4 separate regions of the Homo sapiens genome follow, and regions 2, 3 and 4 are each linked to region 1. The links are chromatin contacts, found by Hi-C or POLR2A ChIA-PET in ENCODE. All regions are on one chromosome and are shown on one strand. Each heading gives the region's core, a stretch centred on a gene start or an enhancer-like site at or near the end of the contact. The rest is flanking DNA. Distances are from core to core; before and after follow the strand shown. Region 1 overlaps SUPT4H1 (SPT4 homolog, DSIF elongation factor subunit). Region 2 overlaps VMP1 (vacuole membrane protein 1). Region 3 overlaps VMP1 (vacuole membrane protein 1). Region 4 holds the start of PTRH2 (peptidyl-tRNA hydrolase 2).

Region 1 (3,641 bases), core at 540-3,039:
GTGGACATTATATTTCTTGAGCTGAGGCTCCACTACTTGATTATGGCTAAAACACTTTTAACTCTTTTCTTCCCCACCCCGAGACAGAGTCTTGCTCTGTCACCCTAGCTGGAGTGCAGTGGCACGATCTTGGCTCACTGCAACCTCCGCCTCCCGAGTTCAAGCACTTCTCCTGCCTCAGCCTCCCATGTAGCTGGGATTACAGGCGCCCGCCACCACACCTGGCTAACTTTTTATATTTTTAGTAGAGACGGGGTTTCACCATCTTGGCCAGGCTGGTCTTGAACTCCTGATCTCATGATCCACCCACCTTGGCCTCCCAAAGTGCTGGGATTACAGGCATAAGCCACCGTGCCCAGTCAAGACACTTTAACTCTTTGAGTCTCAGTCTCCTCATCACCAAATAAGGATGTTAACTAGTTCCAGGGTTTCTGTGAGAATCAAATGAGATACTGGATATGAAAGCCCTTTGTCAACTGTATTTGGGTTTGTTTTGTTGTTTTCTGAGACACGGTCTCACTCTGTCCCCCAGGCTGGAGTGCAGTGGCGCCATCACGGCTCACTGCAGCCTCAAACTCCCAGACTCAAGGGATCCTCCCACCTCAGCCTCCCAAGTAGCTGGGACTACAGGTGTACACCACCATGCCTAGCTAATTTTTTGTAGAGATGGGCTTTTGCCATGTTGCCCAGGTTGGTCTTACACTCCTGGGTTCAAAGTGATCTGCCCGCTTTGACCTCCCCAAGGTGCTGGGATTAGAGGCATGAGCCACAGCACCCAGCACCTTTGTCAACTGTAAAAATATTTACATGAAAGGCTTTACTGATACTAAACATGAACCAGACTTCCAGACAAAGTTATTATTAGTCTGTTCTTAAACATGACCTACCTGCCTCTTTCATAGAGACCAGATGTCAGGGAGGGGACCTGAGGATCAAGTAGCAGGCTGCAGACAGACTAGGAGTAACAAGGCAGAAGCCACACCAAGAGCAAAGCCTCAGTTCCCAACCCTGGTGAAACTGCTCCCCTCCAAGACCAGACCATCCTGACCCTTGCTCTATCAGCTACCAGTCCTTTCTTGAGCTGGAGGCTGCATTATCAATGCACTGCCACTGAGCTCCTCAGTGTTCTGGGAGACCCTAATTCCACAGTATGTGGCAGGGAGGAAGCAGGGAATGAGGCAAGGGCAGGCAAGGGGAAGGCAGCCTGGCTACTATTCCTAGTCTCTGTCTGACTTGCATCTGTCCTTGTTGAGCTAGGGAGGAGGCTTGCTCTTCAGGAGAGAAGCCAAACTACTGAGCAAGACAAGGAGAGATCTTAAGATGCTATGCACTCAGAACTTCGGCAGCCAGGACGGGACTGAAACTCTGACAGACACAATGGGCCAATGGGGCAGGACATAGCTCTCATGGCTGCCCTCATAGCCATGGAAAGCAGGGCAGCAGTACCAGGACCGCCCACTCCCAGGGAGCTGTGAACCAAGTCCTTGTCTTAGTTTCTTTGGGTTCCCAGTAGAGGATGGGACTCCAGCACCTTTCTGCCTGTCTGGGTTGCTGAGTGGCACCACCTGCATGTTCAAGTACCAGAGAAAGCAAGAAAGCTAATTCAGCAGCAGCTCCCGGGGAGAGCCCACTTGGCACAGTCTGTAGAGTCCAGGAAGGAAAACAGGCCACCCTTCCCCCACAAGCATCAATGCCTATGCTATGTCTTTTGCTTCCTGTGAGACTGTCAGTTAGGGCCCAGTTCAGTGTAGGGCTGAGGCAGCCTGAATGTGGTTATTTGTGCAAGCTCCTCTTGCCTCCCCTCCCCACAACTGTTTCCATTCTCACCAAGCAGCCACGTCCGGGTCAGACACCCAGGACAGCAGCTGGGGCTTTCCAAGGGACTTTTTGAGAAGCTAGTGAAAGTTGGGTGTTGGCTGCACAGCCTGGGCACTTGCTGAAACGCACTTCTTCCATCCAGGACGTAAGCTCTAGCCTGGCAGGGTTGCTTTCAGGTTGAAATTGAACAGAAATCACCACCCACGGAGCTTTCTGTTTGCTGGGCTGGGGAAATCCTTGAGAAACTCAGTTTGGAGTTGGGGTTATCTGACCATTCCCTCAGAGCTTGAAGGCACCAGAGAAAATGGTTTTGGTTTGAAGACCATAGTGGACATGAGCAGCCCGGCCAGTCCCAGTTTCCCTCCCATAGGCCTATGTGAGGACAAGGAAGGGGAGTAGACAAACTAATCAGAGTCAGGTCGCATCTCTCCTCCTTCCCACACTCTCCAGGCCACAGGTAACAAGCAAAATCAACTCAAGAGCAACACCAGGTGGCTGAGACACAAAGCCCTAGCACAGGCAGCTCTGCCCTAGCACAGCACAGCTCACCCTGCAGTTGTGGTTCTCAGCATTTCCCCTACTATTTTGGCTGATTGTGCACATATTCTATGTATTGAAAAATGGCCCAAAAAGGAGAGCAAAAGTATTTCACCTTTATAATACTTATATAATTTTCACATAGCTTCGTTTCTACAATCACAACAATCCTGAGGTAAACAGGCAGGGTGCAATCATTCTCTTTTTAGAGGGAGAACAAGGAACTTAGGGAAATCAAAATGGGGATACGAACAGGATTTCTGTGGAAATTTAAATGAGAATTTGTGGTAAATTTTTTTATCCTAAAACAACTCACCTTGGCCGAAAAATGGGATGTTACCCAAGGTCCCCTACTAGGCCGGAGGAGAAAAGGACCTACCTCCTACAGGGGCACAAACAAGGGAGACTAGGACTCAATGGTCGCCCAAGGCCCAAGGGTCTCCAGTGAGTGCTTGAGACTGGCCTAAGGTATAGGAAGAGCCGTGAAGAGAAGAAAATAGACAAGCAGGGGAGGGAAGAATTATTAAACATGGTCAAGGAGCACTCTACAAAGCCTCAGGATTTCTTCAAGGGATACTGCTGTGCCAGGTCTCGAGGGCAGAAGGATACAAGTGTGAGACACCAGGGCCACCAAGTTGATGGGGTTACTGAGCCTCTGGATCAGCACCCTCCGATAGGAAGCAAGGAAGCACACTACAAAGGCTGCAATCCCAGAGGCTGAGACAGTCAAGAGGGAGTAGAAGGGCCTCTGCTGCTCTGGGAAGGTTCTTATAGGGCAAATAAGCTATTACTGTGCCTAAGAGAATGGAAGAGGGAGGCAAGGCAGGTGTCATGGCCTTCAGAACTTTCTCGAGGTTCATATTTATTGACATTTGACCTAGAGTCCTTGGCATGGGGAAGGCACAGACCTGGGCCACGGGTAGGAAAATCAGCATCCTACTCTCTCCTCAATTCCATCTGTTAATCCACCAACCCAAATCCCTCCCACCCCACCTGTAGTCCAAAGAAGATAAAATGATAAAATGATGTGCTGCTCTCTCAACAGTCAGCTGAGTCTGAATTGGAGGGTAGGAAGTATTTGAAGTTCTGTTCATTTAGTTCCAGAACAAGAAATAAGCAGAGGCAGGAGGTGGAGAGCAAAGATGCTGGCAGCCTTGCATCTTGCTAGGTCTTTATAGCTGTGTCTCTGGATTTGTAGGCCACTCCTCGACTTTTCAGCTCCCGCACGATTCCTGAAGCAGGAAAAGAAACAGTTCTGTGAGGTAAGATTCAGAAGGGTAAGATAG
Region 2 (3,641 bases), core at 359-2,858, 1.5 Mb after region 1:
TATATATGTCTGTTCAGGCCTTTTGTACCTCCTTCAGTATTCATTAAAGAATCTTTTTTTTATTTTTTTATTTTTATTTTTATTTATTTATTTATTTTTTTGAGGCAGGGTCTCTGTCACCGAGGCTGGAGTACAGTGCAGCCCTGAGCTTCCTGGGCTCTCACTGTAGCCTCCTGAGTAGCAGGGACTACAGGCACATGCCACCATTCTCAGCTCATTTTTGTATTTTTTGTAGAGACAGGGTTTCACCATGTTTCCCAGGATGGTATTGAACTCCTGGGCTCAAGCCATCCTCCCATCTTGGCCTCCCAAAGTGCTGGGATTACAAGCGTGAGCCACCACACATGGCCTAGAGGACCTTTTTAACAACTTCACCCCTCACTGATCTCTCTTTTCTCCCTCCAATTCCTTCGGTATATATCTTCTGTACCAAAAACTTTAATATTGAATTGTAAATTATTTTGTTCACAGATCAGTTCGTGTGTGTGTGTGCGCACACATGTGTGCGCATCTGCCTATGTTTTGAATCCAAATCCCCATAAATGATTTTAAGTTCCTTGTGGGCAGTTTGGTTTTTTTTTTTTTTGGCTTTTTTCCCAGCAAAAGGAATCAATTAAGTATTTGGTGACTGATAGATAAAAAGGATTAAAGAAAAGAATCAGCCAGAAGTTAGGGATATGTTAGCATCTGATAAAATATAATAGCAAAAACTCTTCTATTCCTGCTTTTTGTTATAAAAAGCAGCAAGGAATTGTTCTAGAAAAGAAGTGAAGGCCAGTCGCGGTGGCTCACACCTGTAATCCCAGCACTTTGGGAGGCCGAGGAAGGGGGATCACGAGGTCAGGAGTTCAAGACCAGCCTGGCAAAGATGGTGAAACCCCATCTCTACTAAAAATACAAAAAAAAATAGCCAGGCATGGTGACAAGCGCCTGTAATCCCAGCTACTTGGGAGGCTGAGGCAGGAGAATCACTTGAACCCTGGAGGTAGAGGTTGCAGTGAGCCGAGATCAGGCCATTGCACTCCAGCCTGGGGGACAGAGTGAGACTCTGTCTCAAAAAAAAAAAAGTGAAGTGAAGTGAATTTGAGTCAGTGTACTTAATAGGACAAGCATTAGGCAGTGTTGCAAGTACATATCGGAATCTCTTTGGCTGGCTCTAAGAAAGAGTTTGAACTTATTTACCTCCTTAGCCCTATGTAACAGGTAAGAAACTAAAAGGTACAGAAAATAGAGATGTTTGATTTTTCTAAGTTGCCCCAAGCTACCGTTTTTAAAAACGCCTGCAAGCATGTCTAAAACAGGAGCCTGTTAGCTACAGTTGCCAAACCGGTTTAACAGCACTGCCTCCATGTATTCTGGGTAAGAAGGAGCTCCGAGTACATAAATTTATCAAAGATCACTATCCCAATCATCTCAGAACAAGCTGTTACTAATGTACTGGAGTTTCTGTGCAAACTGTCTACCATAAACCATGAAAGGATTCAAAGTTCATAGTTCCTTCTTTGTTCCTTTGTTAATCACTGACTTCTGACTAGTGGGAGGTGCCTCCCAAGTTTGCTAATGCATTCTTTTTGGATAAGGATGACGCACAGATTGTCCTAATAAGGACTTAGATTGAGAAAGACCGCCCCCTCTGAGAAGAGGGGACAAGTCAGAGAGAGGGCGGGCAGTTTCTTTTTTAACTAGGGATGACACAAGCATAAGTCATTTCCTTATTAATTGGTTCAAACCAGTTCTTACAGGAACTAGTGGTGATAAATGTGGGACTTCTGAGAAGTCATTCATTTTATTCTTTGTGCCATACCAGAGTACAGTATCAGCTGAGCTGACCTTACTCTGAGGACTAACTCTTTTGCTGGAAGCGGTTTCTGATTTACAGCTCTTGGTTTCTCCCAGACATGTTGGTGGGAGAGATTTTGGTTTTTAAGGGGTTGTTAGATGGAGTAAATTTTCTTTTTTTTTTTTTTTTTTTTTAACTAAAAAGGGGTCACAGAATTTCAGCAGTTCTCTGATTTTTATATTTTATTCCTCTTCCTATCCAATCCCTGCCTTTTGAGTCCAGGTGGTAAGTACATTTTCTTTAACGTTTTTCCTGCTTTTCTTCCCAAATGTGTCTTTTTCTTTGGGCTACTGTACCCTGCTTCCAGTGCTGTCCCCGGCATAGGTCCATCTCTGCAGAAGCCATTTCAGGAGTACCTGGAGGCTCAACGGCAGAAGCTTCACCACAAAAGCGAAATGGGCACACCACAGGTAAGACTTTAATCCGGTTTCTTCTCCCCTCTGGGAAGTTTCGGGCTGAAATTACATTCACAGCTCTCACTCACATTTTTAGGCAAATAAGTGAAGTTGGTTTGCCAGTGTTCCTTGACAGAAGTTGAGCGTCTGTGTATGCTCTACTGGGAAATTTGTCTTTGTCTTAGACTAGAAAGTGTAACTTCTGTACATCTTCTCCTAAAAACAAGGGTAGAGCCAATGGAAAGTAATGGTTCTGTTACATAGAATGAGTTGTTGCCTTGATCTTAAATGATGTATTGGTAGATATACTTCCCAAGTGGATTAAAAAGTTAAAACTTACAGCATAACAAAGTATTAGACTTACTGAGGTGACTTGAATATCTCCTTTTGATTTTCACTCTATTTTTCTTTTCACCCATGGGAAAATGATAATTTTTTAATAAACCAAGGCTCTTACCATAGCTGAACTTTAAAACTTAGACTGTCTTTTCTGTAAACGATTCTGAGGCAAAGGGAAATGACTAGAAGAGGATGAGTAAACAATAACCTGAAATGGGAAACTCGAGGGAAGCACAGGTTTTTTTTGTTTTGTTTTGTTTGGTTCGTTTTTTGTTCTTTGGGGTTTTTTTGAGACAGAATTTCGCTCTCGTTGCCCAAGTTGGAGTGCAATGGCGCGATCTTGGCTCACTGCAACCTCCGCCTCCCGGGTTCAAGCGATTCTCCTGCCTCAGCCTCCCAAGTAGCTGTGATTCCAGGCACGTGCCACCACACCAGCTAATTTTTTGTATTTTAATAGAAACAGGGTTTCACCGTGTTAGCCAGGCTGGTCTCAAACTGACCTCAGATGATCCGCCCGCCTTGGCCTCCCAAAGTGCTGGGATTACAGATGTGAGCCACCGCGCCCGGCCAGAGCACTGTTTTTTTTAATGGCCTTGCACTCTTCTTATGGACCTTTGCTGCCCTCAGTTGACCAAACATGACATCAGAAACAGATACATTTGTGTGTTTTAAAAACAGCTCCTAATACTGGAACAAAAATATTTAACTGTCTTGACAATACTCATGAGTATCTGCATGGCGACTTCAGAGTTGAGTTTAATCAAAGAGTTTATTCTTAGGTCCTAGTAGAAGAGCTAACCTCACACTCATCCCATTCTAAACTATGTGATTCAACACTGATTTTACATCCAACAAAGTGAAATCTTGATAGTTGGGTGTAAAAAGGAGAGTAATGGAGATTTCAGAGTAGTTGGGGTTGCTTACTTTTCATTTTTAATTCTTTAGGTTTTGTAAGTTACACACTTCAAGCATTATAGATGATCCTCTTTTTACTACTGAACTAATGAAGCCTTTTTCATTGCATTGTTCTGCATTTATTTCTACAGGGAGAAAACTGGTTGTCCTGG
Region 3 (3,641 bases), core at 634-3,133, 1.4 Mb after region 1:
TTGAACAACAGTAATTTTACAAAGAAAGGAAGATTTAACTGTATTGCATCTTTGAGTTTAATAGTCATCTGAGAGCAATTGTCATCTGAAGATAATATAAAAGACACCAAGTTAAATGACTTGCAAATTTTTTTACTTTTTAAAATTTTTTTATTTTTTTAGACTTGCAAATTTTAATTCACATTGAGTAAAACAACTTTTGTAAAATTATATACTTTAGAAACAAATGAAGATTCTTGTGACTTGTTTATTCTATAAGCTGTATAACCAAAAAGAAAAATTAAAGATACTTTAGGAATAAAATAATTTGAAAAATAAAAGAACTTATTTGCATGATGTATCCTGAAAAATTAGGGCAGCCAGTATTACTGAAATAATGGAGGAGTCCGGGAGTGGTTGTGGTATTTTTGTATTTAAAGCTTACACAATAGAGTAGAAACGTTGTGGTACATATTTACTTACAAGAATATGTTTTGAATAAGTTTACTTTCCTAAATGTCATCTGTTTTAATGACCTGCTACTTGGATTCTTTCTCACAGTGTTAGGTTGCTGACTATGTGAAATTTCCTACTTCTTATTATTGCTATCAGAATAGGAAATTTAAAATTAAATCAGAAATGTAAAAGTCTTAAAACTTCACCTTTTCAAAGAATATCGGGGCCTGGCATGATGACTCATGCCTGTAATCCCAGCACTTTGGGAGGCCAAGGCAGGTGGATCATTTGAGGTCAGGGGCTAAAGACCAGCCTGACCAACATGGTGAAACCTTGTAAAAATACAAAATTTTTTGTACTAAAAATACAAAAATTAGCTGGGCATGATGGCAGGCATGTGTAATCCCAGCTACTTGGGAGGCTGAGGAACGAGAATCGCTTGAACCCGAGAGGCAGAGGTTGCAGTGAGCTGAGATCACACCACTGCACTCCAGCCTAGGTGACAGAGTGAGATTCCATCTCAAAAAAAAAAAAAAAAAAGATAAAAAAGAATATCAGTTTTTTTCCTCTATTTTCATATCAATTAGCTTGTCTTTCTGTTGAGTATCGTTCATGAGTCTGCCGACCATTTTAGGTTGAATATTTCCTCAAAGGCTATTTTATAGTTTCTGAATTTAATCTTTTTTTAAGGGAACATTTTTAGGTTCTATTTAGGACTATAGTAATTAATGTAATTAATAATCAATAATTGCTACCTACTCTGTATGTTGAAGCTAAATCCCCAAATTAAGTTTTAATACTAGTATCTTTTACCTTACTAATTTCTATTAAATTTAAGGCTGAAAAAAATCTTATTTTTTAGCTTAATAGGATCTTTGTCCTATTCAGAAGTTTTGAGTTATTTACATTATTTTACTAGTGAAAATATAAAACCAAAAAACAGTTTATTAGTTGTAATGGTAGTTCTCATTCTTATGGCCAATGCCTTTTTTTTAATGCAGTAAAACAAAATAGACATTTATCTAGCGAACATCCCTTTTCAAACTATAGGGTCAAAGTGAAGGATTCTTTTGATAATGATAGAATATGTGTTTGATCATTTGAGTTTAAAGACTATGGGAAAGGAATTGATAAGATTATTTAAATACTCACGAAAGTGCTTTGGCATTCCACTAATGCTATTCTCTTTTAAGCACATTTTCCTATGAAGTGTGTGCGGTTGCAGTTGCCTACACCATGTCAATGCCTGCTGGTTTTTCCTGCTGTGAAGTTTTTCCTTTACATACACAGATTCATGAAAGAGTTTATGGTGTAGATGATCTGAAACTAAACAGGACACATTTTCATACACTTTAGTACCATTTGAAGACTCTGGGTGTCAGTTGTTGCTGGGACCTGTTTTTGACTCTGATGAACCTTTACTGGTTGTGGTTTGTCTGGCCATCACATGACTTCTCTGAAAATTCCCCCTCCCCTTCATTTCCAGTAAACTGTTTGAGCAGGAGTGAGTCACAGTGAAACCAGCTTCCCTGTAACCACAGGGCTTGTTAAAGAATTTGTCAGCGTGGACTCTAGAGGGTTTGCATTAAGCTTTGCAGTAACTGTTATGGTTTGTGTTGCGTCAGGAGTTCCACAGAAAAGCTTCCTGCTTGCAGGATCTCTTGCTTGTTTGCAAAGAGTTAAACTGATCAACTTTACCATAGTGAACATGAGAGACACATGTTAAACACACTTCTTTATCATTAAAGGCGTTGTCAAAACTACCAAGAATTAGTGTAGTTTCTCTTTTCATAATCAACCAACCACACCCAATAATGTTTAGTTTTTGAAAAGGCGGGCCTGGTAGATAGTCTTTCACAGTTGGCTCATGATTTTATCACAAAGTACCATCAAAATTAAGCAATTTTAAGTGGTCTTGATGGATTCTGTTACAGGATATTTTGACTATTCGCACAGTTAGGTGTCGGTACCAAAGGTCACTTACTTGCACTTTGTTCATCAAGAAAAGGTAGCACTTAGAGTAATTCTGGAGTTGTGATGTCTAAGCACACTTAGCATGATTTATAGTGGAATTCTTCGTGCCCCCTTTTACTTGCTTTCTCTAGAAGCATTTACTTTATTTTGAACTCTTTTGCCACCTCACTCGCAGACTTTAATCTTTCTCCCTTTTAATTTCTTCTATTTCTTTAACTCATTCCCATATTATCAACAAGGAAAGATAGTTGCAATGTGATGCAAGCTGTTAAATGAATGGCCAGTGGGAAACTTGTCTTCTCAACATACATTCCCAAGTGCATTTCTTTTTACATGCGCATTTCTGTATTTAGCCTTGTCACCTTTAGCTAGACTTACTTATCTAAAAAATAAATTTAGGCTGGGCACAATGGCTCACGACTGTAATCCCAGCATTTTGGGAGGCTGAGGCGGGTGGATCACCTGAGGTCAGGAGTTTGAGACCAGCTTGGCCAACATGGTGAAACCCCATCTCTACTAAAAATACAAAAATTAGTGGGGCATGGTGGCAGGTGCCTGTAATCCTGCTACTCAGGAGGCTGAGGCAAGAGAATTGCTTGAACCAGGGAGGCAGAGGATGCAGTGAGCCGAGATCGTGCCACTACACTCCAGCCTGGGTGACAGAGTGAACTTTGTCTCAAAAATAATTAATTAATTAGTTAATTAATTAATTTAGTGAAAACTTTTAAACTCGACCTCCTAAAAATTTCTTTTATTCGGCTTACACTTTTGTAACAAAATAAGAAAAACATTCTAAAAAATGTGGAAGCTAGTTATTCCTCACAGGAAAAAATATACAATAATGAAGTTTGAAATTGTTTATGTTTTAGCCATGCTGTCAGTCATCAAACTAAATTTAAAAAAATTATTTGTTTTGATGACAAAGCAATTATCATTGAAACAAGATGATTTTCAAATGAAAATACGAGGTTAATGCAGTCCAGTCATTAGCAGGGAAAAAAAGAATAAATATTTAAGGTTTTTCTTGTTAGGTTGCTTTGCACATTGGAGTAGAAAATAGTTTTGGGCTTGGCGCGTTGGCTCAGGCCTGTAATCCCAGCACTTTGGGAGGCTGAGGGGGACGGATCACAAAGTCAGGAGCTCTAGACCAGCCTGGCCAAGATGGTGAAACACCGTCTCTACTAAAAATACAAAAATTACTCAGGCATGTTGGAGAGCTCCGGTAGTCCCAG
Region 4 (3,641 bases), core at 317-2,816, 1.4 Mb after region 1:
GTGCCACTGCACCCCAGGCTGGACAACAATGCAAAACCCTGTCTCCAAAAAAAAAAAAAAACCCAATAAGATCAAAAACAGGACAGTGAAAGTTCCAAAAGTTACCAAGTTTATTTATTATGTCCCATATCTCAATGGAGTGTCTAATCATAAAAATGCTAAAATTAACACATATTTTTGTTCTTTAGGATGTTCTAATCTCATATTAATCTGATCAGATTATCATCTAACTCCTCTAAAACAACATGTCTGTCTCTTTTTCTGTACACTTACGACAAGCGTATCAATAAGCCTAGTGCCTAAGACTAAGGTAAAACAAATAACCATTCTTTGTCTCATAAATAATTCTGGGCAATGACAGCAGAACAAAATAAGTACATCCTATAAAATCTTCTTCTTGGTGCCTTCTAATTCCCCTGCCTCAGTAAACCCATTTCAGTAGTGCTCTTGATCCCATTACCTCCTTCTGCACCATGCTCCACCCGTTAATCTTTTTTTAAGAGACAGGGTCTCACTATGTGGCCCCCTATGTGGCCCAGGCTGTTCTCAAACTCCTGGGCTCAAGCAATCCTCCTGTCTCAGCCTCCCAAAGTGTTGGATTACAGGCTGAGCCACCGCGCCGGGTCTGCAGTTTACAACCGAAAAAAACAAACAAACCTTTCCCAAATCTTCTCTGACCCTTAAGCCACTGCCCCACTTTCCCTGTATAACATATTCCCAGAGTCTAGTATGGTGCCTGGGGTATGTCAGTAAGGATTAATACCTCTCTAGTTAATCTCTTTGTGTGAAAAAGGGGGGAAATTTTTTCTTTCTTTTTTTTTTTTTTCTGAGACGAAGTCTCACTCTGTCGCCCAGGCTGGAGAGCAATGGAGCGATATCGGCTCACTGCAACCTCCGCCTCCCGAGTTCAAGTCATTCTCCTGCCTCAGCCTCCCGAGTAGCTGGGATTACAGGCACGCGCCACCACGCCGGCTAATTTTTGTATTTTTAGTATAGATGGGTTTTCGCCATGTTGGCCAGGATGGTCTCGAACTTCTGACCTCAGGTGATCCGCCCACATCAGCCTCCCAAAGTGCTGGGATTACAGGCGTCAGCCACCGCGCCCGGCCCCAAATTTTCGACTATATTCTTAGAAACCAATTCTTTCCACGCAGAGCTCGACAGCTCGAAACGCTGGGGATATTCATAAGTGCCCAGCTGAGGGTATGAGGCCTGCTCGCTATTTTATCAATTTCGGAGAGAGCGCATCGATACTGCCTGCCTGGAGGCTTTGCTGGGAACTAGAAATTCTGAGTCTTCCCCTCCCCAGCAGCCTGTTCCTTTCCTCCAAAGGACGGTTCGCAGAACAGGAACAGAGGGCTCAGCGGCCCCTGGGCGGAAGACAGTTTATAAAGGAGAAAATGAAGAAGGTGGGTAATGCAACGAGGTGAAAAGAAACGTTCCTACTGGCGAGAAAATGAATAATGATATTGGTCTCCTTCGCCCTGTAAGGAGCCAACCAACCTACCTACAGTACCTCCTTTCCTCACTCGCGCCTTCCCTTCTTCTGGGCAGCGAACACGTTTCTATCGCGTGAGCTACCTCTTCCGGGGTTCCTGGGTGACAAGTTCCGGATCAAGAATCACAAAGCGAGCAGTCATTCTTCCTCTTGCCACACCCACAGGGCCCGCACTAAGAGCCTAACTGAAATCCCGCGAGGATCAACCGAGCTCGCCGAAAGGAGGGAGGAACGTATCCCTTCTGGAGGCTGTCTCAGGGGGCAGAGGGACCGGACCGGAAGTGACGTGAGCGGGTTCCGGTTGTCTGGAGCCCAGCGGCGGGTGTGAGAGTCCGTAAGGAGCAGCTTCCAGGATCCTGAGATCCGGAGCAGCCGGGGTCGGAGCGGGTAGGTAAACTAACTCAGGGAATTGGGGACCGAAGCCTGAGGCTGTCCTCAGAGCTTGGCGTCTTCCGGAGCTCTCCCACTTAGGCATTGCGGATCTGGGGCACTGTGATTCCGACTTCCAGCAGTGTTTTAGGACGCTGCTGACTGGATGTCTCACCCTGGATGTCTCACGCTGGCGGTAGCCAGGTTATTTGGGACACCTTCTCATGGTTGGTCACCCGGACATTGAACCCAGACACCGGGCTGTTCGTTCTCCTCTCCGCGTACTTGGAAGCCTTGCTAGGCTTCTTTAGAGAACCTCTTAGTCCCGGGATGTCCAGGACCTTGGAGTAAGTGGAGAAGGTCTTCCCTGCTGATGACTGAGCTATTTCTCAGGATCTGTCAGTTTGGTTTTTGCTCTCCCGAACCTCTGGCGCATGATGCTAGATGTATTCGCTCCTAAACGAAATCCAGGCGTGCAAGTGCCATCTAAAGCTCTGGTGGTACAGGGTAGCCAAGGGAATGGGCCTTCGCTCCGCAGAGCCCTTGGAGAGGAACTTCTCAGATTTTTCACTGCTTTAATGAAAAAGAGTTGTCTGCCTTTCCAAACCCCTGAACCCCGACCTCTATATCTTATTACAGTGGAGGTATTTGCAGTAAAACGTGAAGGTCGACTTAATCTCTAAAATTCCAGAAACCATATGTGGCCCTGTGTCACACTGCTAGATTACTTATGACCTCCAGAAGATTTTACACAATCATCTTTTATTTACCTGCAACTCCATGTAAAAATCTAATAATACACGTAGACTGGCCACTGTTGATGTGTTTTGGCAGCATCGCTCCTTATCCTAATGTTAACGTCTTTCATTTCTACTTTGGGGCTTGTCAGAGATTTTTGTGGACAGATTACATTGATCATTTGAAGAAGCTTGTACAAGTGTTTCTGGTGTTGTCATGATAGAATTTAATATTCCAGTTGCTACTACCTAGTAATTGTATTGTCATTAGCTCTGATTTTAGTTGTGTATTCTTAGCATAGATGATGAAAGGAAGAAACTTACTTACTAGGCATCATTGTATGCATTGTAGCTTATGTTTTTACTGTGGAAGAGGGATGGTGGTACCTAGACAAATGTGACTGATTTGTGTAGGTATGAAGTGACTCTCTCGAGTAGAAATTTTATATTTTACTACTTTGCCTACATTATCTTAAGGCACTGAAGGTTACTTTTTTCCTTTGAGGGATATATCCTACTTGATTACAATTGATTAATACAGTTTAATTTCTATGAGTCACATTCCAGAAGAAAATATACATAGAACCATGATGCCTTTTACCAGTTTACCTATAGCTAGTTAAATCAGTTTGTCAGTTTACATATTTTTCTTATTTTGAGTTTGAAAATTTGTTCACGCTTGGCTTTGAAACAAGGTGACAAAATTTGAGATATGGAATTATGATAGATGTATCATTAGTTTAACATTCGGTAAATTTGCTTCTTGATTATATAACTGCCAAATCTGATCTTATCTTCTTTATGTTCAATTGAAGGACTGATTATCCAGTTTTTCTCACTTTTCCAACTTCTCGCTTTTGGCTTGAATCACCACTTTTTAGGATTTTGGTAACTATTAAACTTTAAATCAGAAGACCTGGATTGAAGTCTGGGCTCCAACACTTGTTAAGTAATGGCTGATAGGTTACCTAACATTCTGAGCTGGTCTAGATTGTGTTGATAAAAATTCTGCTCACTTTCTTTCATACAACTGTCAC

The links. Hi-C counts contacts between places; a loop is a spot of excess contacts on that map. ChIA-PET counts read pairs that join two places held with the same protein, here RNA polymerase II (POLR2A). Pooled maps may share reads with other maps.
Region 2: POLR2A ChIA-PET joins it to region 1 with 52 read pairs in activated naive CD4-positive, alpha-beta T cell. The contact joins two enhancer-like sites. A Hi-C loop is called at or near these places in 2 of 168 maps with a recorded cell type or tissue (GM12878 and naive thymus-derived CD4-positive, alpha-beta T cell), 9 of 37 single-sample maps with no recorded cell type and 14 of 50 pooled maps. POLR2A ChIA-PET finds 5 or more read pairs at or near these places in 10 of 52 experiments (GM12878, activated B cell, activated CD4-positive, alpha-beta T cell and 4 more).
Region 3: a pooled map shows a loop between it and region 1 (6-fold over the local background). The contact joins two enhancer-like sites. A Hi-C loop is called at or near these places in 10 of 50 pooled maps. POLR2A ChIA-PET finds 5 or more read pairs at or near these places in 5 of 52 experiments (GM10248, activated CD4-positive, alpha-beta T cell, activated CD4-positive, alpha-beta memory T cell and 1 more).
Region 4: a map with no recorded cell type shows a loop between it and region 1 (7-fold over the local background). The contact joins the promoter of PTRH2 here to the enhancer-like site in region 1. A Hi-C loop is called at or near these places in 1 of 37 single-sample maps with no recorded cell type and 7 of 50 pooled maps. POLR2A ChIA-PET finds 5 or more read pairs at or near these places in 1 of 52 experiments (PC-9).

The regions. Positions count from the first base shown.
Region 1 is chr17:58,342,727-58,346,367 of GRCh38, forward strand. SUPT4H1 (SPT4 homolog, DSIF elongation factor subunit) reads right to left here. Exons shown (of 5, transcript NM_003168.3): 5 at 2,452-3,587. The coding sequence ends at 3,520. The region is part of intron 3 of TSPOAP1-AS1 (TSPOAP1, SUPT4H1 and RNF43 antisense RNA 1); the gene reads left to right. Among named protein-coding and RNA genes, the nearest start is that of SUPT4H1, 7.7 kb to the right of the region's middle. RefSeq lists an enhancer at 1,492-2,021. Within about 2 kb of position 1,790, at least 9 of the 41 ENCODE cell types and tissues checked have a DNase peak (open chromatin) inside an H3K27ac peak, as active enhancers do; they include GM12878, where a contact is called at or near this core.
Region 2 is chr17:59,836,148-59,839,788 of GRCh38, forward strand. It overlaps VMP1 (vacuole membrane protein 1), which reads left to right. Exons shown (of 12, transcript NM_030938.5): 11 at 2,148-2,250; 12 at 3,621-3,641. Among named protein-coding and RNA genes, the nearest start is that of MIR21, 3.3 kb to the right of the region's middle. RefSeq lists enhancers at 1,063-1,522, 1,104-3,441, 1,268-2,467, 1,973-2,702. Within about 2 kb of position 1,609, at least 31 of the 41 ENCODE cell types and tissues checked have a DNase peak (open chromatin) inside an H3K27ac peak, as active enhancers do; they include GM12878, where a contact is called at or near this core.
Region 3 is chr17:59,784,733-59,788,373 of GRCh38, forward strand. The region is part of intron 7 of VMP1 (vacuole membrane protein 1); the gene reads left to right. Among named protein-coding and RNA genes, the nearest start is that of MIR21, 55 kb to the right of the region's middle. RefSeq lists an enhancer at 1,709-2,188. Within about 2 kb of position 1,884, at least 30 of the 41 ENCODE cell types and tissues checked have a DNase peak (open chromatin) inside an H3K27ac peak, as active enhancers do.
Region 4 is chr17:59,705,864-59,709,504 of GRCh38, forward strand. PTRH2 (peptidyl-tRNA hydrolase 2) reads right to left here and starts at 1,567. Exons shown (of 2, transcript NM_016077.5): 1 at 1,508-1,567. It overlaps VMP1 (vacuole membrane protein 1), which reads left to right and starts at 1,791. Exons shown (of 12, transcript NM_030938.5): 1 at 1,791-1,885. RefSeq lists enhancers at 1,381-2,036, 1,837-1,896.